2 separate regions of the Homo sapiens genome follow, and region 1 is linked to region 2. Evidence: chromatin contacts called from ENCODE Hi-C or POLR2A ChIA-PET data. All regions are on one chromosome and are shown on one strand. The core of a region is the stretch at or near the end of the contact, and the rest is flanking DNA. Distances in the headings are between cores, read along the strand shown.

The links. Hi-C counts contacts between places; a loop is a spot of excess contacts on that map. ChIA-PET counts read pairs that join two places held with the same protein, here RNA polymerase II (POLR2A). Pooled maps may share reads with other maps.
Region 1: a map of astrocyte of the cerebellum shows a loop between it and region 2 (2.7-fold over the local background). The contact joins two enhancer-like sites. A Hi-C loop is called at or near these places in 10 of 168 maps with a recorded cell type or tissue (Caco-2, K562, OCI-LY7 and 7 more), 1 of 37 single-sample maps with no recorded cell type and 4 of 50 pooled maps. POLR2A ChIA-PET finds 5 or more read pairs at or near these places in 5 of 52 experiments (GM12878, HCT116, HEK293T and 2 more).

The regions. Positions count from the first base shown.
Region 1 is chr10:70,252,036-70,256,199 of GRCh38, forward strand. NPFFR1 (neuropeptide FF receptor 1) reads right to left here. Exons shown (of 4, transcript NM_022146.5): 4 at 1-3,792. The coding sequence ends at 2,922. Among named protein-coding and RNA genes, the nearest start is that of PPA1, 21 kb to the left of the region's middle. Within about 2 kb of position 2,341, at least 2 of the 41 ENCODE cell types and tissues checked have a DNase peak (open chromatin) inside an H3K27ac peak, as active enhancers do.
Region 2 is chr10:70,323,277-70,327,048 of GRCh38, forward strand. LRRC20 (leucine rich repeat containing 20) reads right to left here. Exons shown (of 5, transcript NM_001278212.2): 4 at 587-754. Among named protein-coding and RNA genes, the nearest start is that of NPFFR1, 41 kb to the left of the region's middle. RefSeq lists a silencer at 1,153-1,252. Within about 2 kb of position 1,360, at least 9 of the 41 ENCODE cell types and tissues checked have a DNase peak (open chromatin) inside an H3K27ac peak, as active enhancers do.

The sequences.
Region 1 (4,164 bases), core at 1,091-3,590, 70 kb before region 2:
TCCTCAGGATTCACACAGGCACTATTGTCAGGAACTACTTCTAGCATCTAAAAACTCCATACATTATTCACAGTAGCCAAAAGATAGAAACAACCTAAGTGTCCACTGATGGATGAATGAACAAAATGAGGACTATCTAGACAATGGGATATTATTCAGCTTTTAAAATGAAAGAAATTCTGACACATGCCACAACATGGATGAACCTTGAAGACATTGTGCTAAGTGAAAGAAGCCAGTCAAAAAGGATAGTATTGTATGATTCCTCTTGTATAGAAGTACCTAGAGTGGCCAAATTCACAGACAGAAAGTAGAATAGTAGTTACCAGGGGCTAGGAGGAGAGGGGATGCGGTGATATTGTTTATAGATACAGAGTTGCAGTTTGGGATAATAAAAAATTCTGAAAATAGATAGTGGTAATGGTTACACAACAATGTGAATATATTTAATTCCAGTCCTGTACACTTAAAAATGGCCAAAATGGTAAATTCTATATTATTTATATTTTACCACATCCACAAAGAAACGAACTCCCCACATACCCACAATGTCTCACTGCTTCATTAAAGCATTGTCATGCCTGTTATCACTCAGATCTGAATGGGCAGGTATAGCCTCTGATTGATTTTTTAGAAGAAACAAAAATAACAGCAAAATATGTTAATTGTAACCTTCAGCGAGAGCTGAAGGAGTTTTTTGGGCAGTTATAACCTTTCAAAGCATGACATCTTTTGGGGGAAGACAAAGGGGCTGTGATGGAAAGGTTGGCTTGAGTGAGTACTTTGGTATCCCTACCCGCCCCCAGCCTCAAATGCTGATCTTGTACTTGGGGAGGCTATGCTAAAGGAGAAACACACCCCAGAGGAGACACCAGGTGGTGTCTTCAGACAATTCCCACCCAGCCATAGGGATAGGCATTTTGGGTTTGAGACGGCCCTTTCTCTGGCTTACTTTTAGAGCCTGGAGTCAGACTTCTTCACAACAAATAGCCCAGAACCAGCTGGGAACTCTCTGGCCCATATGACACATGACACTGATACAGTACCAGAAATGCATGGCACCAGCTAATACCACTGAGGGGCAGGAGGGCATACTCTCTCTCAGACCCTCATCCATCACCCCCAGAACCAGGACAAGGTCATGATGGCTCTTGGCAGCCTGCTCAGCACCAGGGCAAGAACAACTCAGGCTGGACATTACGAGAGTAAACACAATAGATTTCTTTCCCAGACCAAGAGCTTGGGCACCAGGAGTGGGCATTCTGGTTCACTGTTAGGCAAAAAAGCCTTTGGGGAAATTACCAGCTCTCCCGTCATCCCCACCTTCCTTGAAAGGCAGCATGTGGGGTGGGAAGAACAATCAGAAGACAAATTTTAATCTAAATCCTGCCCCTCTGTGGCCCTGGAAACTTGGCCCCTTTGAGCTTCAGTCACTTTGTGAAATGACAATAACATTCAATCTCCTTCAACCTCATTACTATGGATTAAATGAGACGGTGTCTGGGGACATGCTTGGAGAATGTATTGTACAACTGCTTAGGAATTTTCTTCTGCCCCTAAACCTGGAACTTAGAGTGGAGCAAACAGTAAACAGTCACTGTGTGTCGGTTAAGGGAACAGAGCCTCAGAGCCCCGACCCCTGGAAACGTTTCTTTTTTGTTTACTAAATTTCTAGCAACACCGTGTTTTCTACAGAGGTGGGGGGAAATGTCCATTTAAGTGCAAGATGAAGGGGCCTGTGAAAGGACCCTCCAAGGCAATCCCATGTGCTCCCGTCTCCTGGAAAGAAGCCACATTTCTTCAAGTTGATGCAGGGGTGTTGGGGGAAAGCCAGAGTAAACAGGGCTCTCCTGGTACCTCCTTAGAGTACACAAGTCATTTGTGCTGGGGAAGAGTTTAGTGTGTGTCCTTCAGGAGTCTCCAAATGGCACTCCGGCTGCAGCTTCAGTTGACCAACTTCTCCCTCCCAGGAAGCAGGGAGGAGAGAGACCTTGGGCAAGGCTTTGTACCTGCAGCCCCAGTGAGCAGATGTGTTTCCCAATGTGGAAAATGCATACCGTGCTTCCCCTTCCTCGTTGTCTATGAGTACGTAAAAGGACACCTCCTGTGGCCCTGCAGCATTACAATGTCTGTGGCATTGTAAGTTCTTGCCTTGGTCTGGGAGTCCCTCCTCTGTTCTCTAAGCTCAGACCCAGAGGGCAAGACCTAGAGTGCCCTGCAACTGAGGCAGCCTCCCCAAGGCTCGTTCTGAAGCTGCCGTCCTCTGAGGACAATGGCTTCTTGGAACTTCTTGGAACAAACAAGACAAACCAACACATTAGAGCCGGCAGCGGGGGCACACCGTGTTCTTCTAGAAAAGGATCAAGGGGAGTGGCTTCAGTAACGGAACATGAGGGACTCCCTCACATGGACACAAAGCATCAAGGGACAGGCCGGCTTTGCTTTTCGCTTCTTCCTAGCTGCCTAATTAGGACTTACTCAGTTCACAGTGTTCTACCTTACCGGGCCCTCTTGGAGCCAGCTGGAGATGATAAAAACCACACAGGTATTGGAGTCAGATAGCTTCACATGCCATTTCCACCTGAGAAACTTGGGTGAGTCACATCTCTCCAGGCCTCAGTTTTTGCATCTGTAGAAGGAAGAGAAGACAACCTATCTCCAAAGCGTTGTGACAATTCAGTGAGATGATGTTTGTCAAGCCCACCACACAGGGCAAGTTGGTTCCTTCCCGTCCCCCGCATTTGCCTCTACTGAGGGTGAAGGCAGCAGAGAAGACATCACCAGCAGCTGCCCACCACTGCCTGGCTCTGGAGAGGGAGGGACCACGCATCCTCACCTAACCACACCAGGCCGCTATCGCCTGCATGTATCTCGTGTCCAATCGGGGCCCTGAGGCAGCGTCCCGCCCTCCCTGGACCCCCTCAGATATCCCAGGCTGGAATGGTGAGGGGCAGGTGGGAGCAGCCAGGCCCTTCCCTGGGCAAGCCGTGGTGAGCCACCCGCCCATTCCGCAGCGGGAGGCGGCCGGGCCTGGGGGCCCCACTGCTAGGGCCCGACTCAGAGGGCAGCCCGGAGTCGCTGGGCCGCACCACCACGAAGACCCGCCTGTGCAGAAGCCCGCCGGGCCGCTCGGAGTAGGCCTCCTTGTGGCTCCCCGACGGGCGCGGGCAGAGGCGGGCGCGGAAGGCGGCCTGGAAGCCGCGGCGGAAGTTCTCGTTGAAGTAGCCGTAGATGATGGGGTTGGCGCTGCTGTTGAAGAAGGCCAGCCAGTGCGCGAAGGGGAAGGCGTAGACGGTGACCAGGTGCAGCTGCGGCGCGCTGAGCTGCCCGTAGTCGATGAGCAGCAGCAGCGCCCAGAGCGGCAGCCAGGACAGCGTGAAGAACAGCGCCACCATGACCAGCATGTGCACCACGCGCGCTCTGCGCCGCGATGCTCGCGGGTCCGCAGCCTCCTCGCCCCCGGGGGCCGGGCCCGGGGCCTGGCAGAGCTTGCGCGCGATGCGGGCGTACATGACCACGATGAGCGCCAGCGGCGCCAGGTAGATGTGCGAGAAGAGCACAGTGGTGTAGACCCTGCGCATGCCCTTCTCGGGCCAGGCCTCCCAGCAGGAGTAGAGCGGGTAGGAGCGGTTGCGGGCGTCCACCATGAAGTGGTGCTCCTCACGGGTGACGGTCAGCGTGACGGCCGAGGGACACATGATGAGCAGCGCCAGGGCCCAGATGACGGCGATGGTGACGAGCGCCTTCCGCAGGGTCAGCTTCTCGCGGAAAGGGTGCACGATGCAGCGGAACCTGCCGCGGGGAGAGAGACAGGCGGGATCTGGGTGGGTCCTAGGGCCCCTGCGAGGGGACGGTGGGTGGGATGCGGGCACCTGACCTTCATCATCGCATCTAGGGCGGCGTCGAAGAACAGCTCAGACCTGAATTGGCTGAGTAGTCAAAGAACAAAGGCAGCTACAGGATTTATGAGAAGGGAGGAGGAAACCGCAGATCGTGTGGGAACAATGAATCCTGTGTGCACTTTTGCACTTTTCTCCTTTTTTTTTTTTTTTTCCTGAGACAGGGCCTCCTTCTGTCGCCCAGTCTGGAGTGCAGTGGCGCGATTACGGCTCCCTGCAGTCTCCACCTCCCGGGCTCAAGTGATCCTCTCCTCCCACCTCAGCC
Region 2 (3,772 bases), core at 110-2,609:
AGGAAGGAGAGACCGCTTCCTGACCTCAGCAGAACCCAACCTCCTGGGGTTTGCTGTTTGCAGAAGGCACCTATCAGACCCCTGGTTCCCTGGTGGTGAGGGCCCTGGCAGGCTGGGCTGACAGGGAGCAGCGTGTTTGTTCTGGAAGGCATAGAGAGGCTGTGCTGAACATGGCTGTCTAGTGGGCCCTGCTCACTCCTGTGAAGAGGTCTCTGTGAAGCCAGGGGACTCAGGGAGGAAAAAGTACACAGAGGGCCAGAGCCGAAGGGTCTGAGACCGCCTAGGCTGGTAGGTGAGAACTGGAGAGGGAGAGCTTGTGGCCTACAGTGGCCTGGCTAGTTCAGAGCTGCACTGTGGTGAAAGCCAAGGCCGTCTACCTGCCAGGGAAAGCAAGTGTCCCACCCAGCACCCGGTAGGCAACAGGGCCTCAAAATGTCTACCTTCCCAGGCCCCATGTCCTTTGCTCAGGCATCTCAGACAGAAAGCCCAAGCTTCTCCTCCCACCTGTGAAGGTCGACTCCAGAGTCCTGTGGCCCATGAGCGCCTCGTGCAGCAGCCCAGGGCCAGGTGGGCCAGGCCCACTCACCTACGATCTCGTTCTCCTCCAGGTTGATGGTCTCCAGCGCCGGCAGGGCGGTAAGCTGCTCAGGGAAGTCCTGGAACTGGTTCCGGGACAGGTCAATGGCCTTGAGGTGCTGCAGGGCACTGACCTCGCTGGGGAGGCGGTGTAGGAAGTTCCCCTCCAGGTGGAGCTCTGCCACGTGCAGGGAAGGAGAGAGAACAGGATGAGGAGGGGGCCACCCCGAGACCACAGTGACTGCCCGCTGTGGCTCTCACCCTGCCTGGGCCAGGAAGGCACAGAGGAAGCCCTAGGCCACAGAGGGAGCCCCGCACAGGGCTGATTCCATGTTTATTTGTGCTAGAGGAGGGGTCACCCTCCTACCGCTGCCCGGGGCCTGCCACCTGTCACTCCAGCTGAGGCTGCCTGCTGCTGACTTTGGAATGGAAGGCTCTCCCAGCAGAAGCCTGGGCCTCAGCGAGGGGTCAGGAGGTGCTGGCTCCTCCCTCAGACAAAGCCTCAACTCCGGGCCCTGACGGGGCAGGTCAGGATGGGCGGCCTCTCCCCCTCGGGGCTCCCCACACTCCATTTAGGGGACACCACTCTCCATGGCCCTCCCTGCTCAAGGAGCCACCAGGGGCAGCCACATTCTTTCAGTGTCATGTGCCCCTTCTCCCCTGGCCAACCACAGCTGACCCAATGTGGGTGGGTTCCTGCTCCGAGAGCAGCTGCTCTGAAAGCTGGCCAGCGACCTGTGCAGGGACCTGTGTGGGAAGGCAGCTGGGCCGGGGGAGTCCCTCTGCTGGGAACCCGGCTGAGGCAGTACCAAGAGATGGGGCCAGATATAGTGTGGGCTGAAGCTGAATCTAGTGAGAGAAGCCGGGCGCCCACAGGGCCCTGTGCAGGGAGGAGAGCTGGGGGGCAGGAAGCAAGGGCAGCAGGTGGTGGAGGAGCACAGCCCAGGGCTGATGGGAGGAGGAACTGGAGTCCCCATGCTTGGGTACACACCAGCCGTGCCCCTACTTTCACTGTTCTTCCTTAGGACGTTATTTAATCCCCGCAGAAAGGACATCGTCTCACCTGTAGCAAGGAGCTAACATCATAATGCCTGTCTCTAGGGCTGTGAGAGGATTAAGTCTGTGAACACAGGTGAAGCAGCATGACAGGGAGAGGTAGAGGTGAGGCCCCAGGGGCTGTCCAGTCCCCATCCAGGTGTGGCCTTACAGTGAGTCTCTCCCCACCCTGTCTGACCCGAGGGAAACTGAGGCCCAGAAATGCTGAGTAACCTGAAGAATGTCCCCCAGTTCTTCTCCCAGGGCTGGCTTTGTGGGCATGGGGCCAGTGTATTCACATGAGGTCTCATGATCAGAAGGGCCCCGCACTTGGGGTGGAATGCCTTGTATGGCCATCTTGAAAGTCTTAATAATTTTATCCTTGAATCTGAGTTTTGTCAGTGGAGCTGGGTCATGGAGTCTGAGCTCACACATGATCCGATCTCCTACTGCCTTCCCAGGATAGCGGCCTGCTCTCCCGCCTGGCCTCCCCCTCCCATCCCTGTTCTGCAATGATACTGCACCCTCCACCTCGGCAGGGAGGGTCAGAATCAGGCTTGTGTTCCATGTGTCTCAGGGTGGAGCACGCAGGCAACAGCTCTCCCTCACCCTCACCCAGGGCCACTGGGGCTTAGCAGGAGTGAGCCTCTTACCCACCCCTGAGCTAGGCACTGAGCAGGTCCTGACGAACAGGTTTAAAGAGCCTTGGAGTTGCCTGCCTGCCAAGGCTGAGGGTGGTGGACTCTTAGGCAGGGAAGACCTGGCTCAGCTTCCTCAGATCACCCCAGGCCAGGGTGGAAGGCAGTCAGTCCAGCATCTGGTAAGGGCAGAAACCTAGCAGCTGTCAGGCCTGAGGGTGGTTGCGTGGGTGCCCTGCACTGTGGACGGGGCCCCCGGGCCCTCTGAGTCTGTCCTTCCTCCCTTCTGCCTTCCAACCTTTCTGAGTCTGGTTTGAGTTTGTCCTTCTGGCCTACTCCAGGCACCTCCCGAGAAAATAAGCCACAAAATATGAATTTCATGATTCTACACATGATTTTAATGCTCTCATAATTGCACTTAAAACTGGCATTCCACAACATAAAGATAAATGGTAAAATTCATGCTCAATTTTGATCTTTCCTTACTTAGAACAACATGAAATAGTAAATGAAAGGCACCATGACATGCTGAGAGAGGCTGTAAAAGAAAGGGAAAATCTTCCTATGTAACTTTTAGAAAAATGACCCCTAATTTCTGGAGTCATTTCTCTCTGTGCCCCACCAATTTTGCAGCTGGCCCTGCCCCTCCCTCAGTGCTCCATGCCTGCTCTTCCACAGCCCCACAATGCAGCTGCTCTGAGGTCCCCACAGCCCCTCCCAGGTATCCCTACAGTGAAAACTGACCCCTGCCCCCTTCCCAGCGCCTCTGTGTACACACACACACACACACACACACACACACACACACGCACGCGCCTGGGTACCAGCCCCACTGCAAATGCCCTGCTCCAGCACACTGGGGTTCTTGGGAGGAACTACATCTGATTCATCTTTGTCCCTACATCCAGCCTCTTGCAGGCACCTTGTGTCACTCAGAAAATATGTGATAAATAATGACTCTTCTCCCCTCAGGAGGCAGACAGTGCAGGGGGCCTGGACTGCCTTCCATTTTTCCATCTTCAGGGACGTCGGAACCCAAGGTTCCATCAACAGGTCCAGTGCTCGCTTCACGCAAACCCAGGCTTCCCCTGGCAGCCAGGTTCTTGAATAGCCACACCTTAAACCACAGAACGCTGCTATCCAGATCACCATTATAAGCCTCTGTCACCCAGGCTGGAGTGCAGTGGTGTGATCTCGGCTCACTGCAAGCTCCGCCTCCTGGGTTCACGCCATTCTCCTGTCTCAGCCTCCCAAGTAGCTGGGACTACAGGCACCCGCCACCACGCCTGGCTAATTTTTTTGTTGTTGTATTTTTAGTAGAGACGGGGTTTCACCATGTTAGCCAGGATGGTCTCGATCTCCTGACCTCATGATCCGCCCGCCTCAGCCTCCCAAAGTGCTGGGATTACAGGCGTGAGCCACCGCGCCCGGCAGACATGTTCAGAATTTTTTTAAATGGGCTTTTATCAAACCAACTCAGGCATGAGTCTAATTGTATTCCCACAGTGGCTGAGAAAAATAAG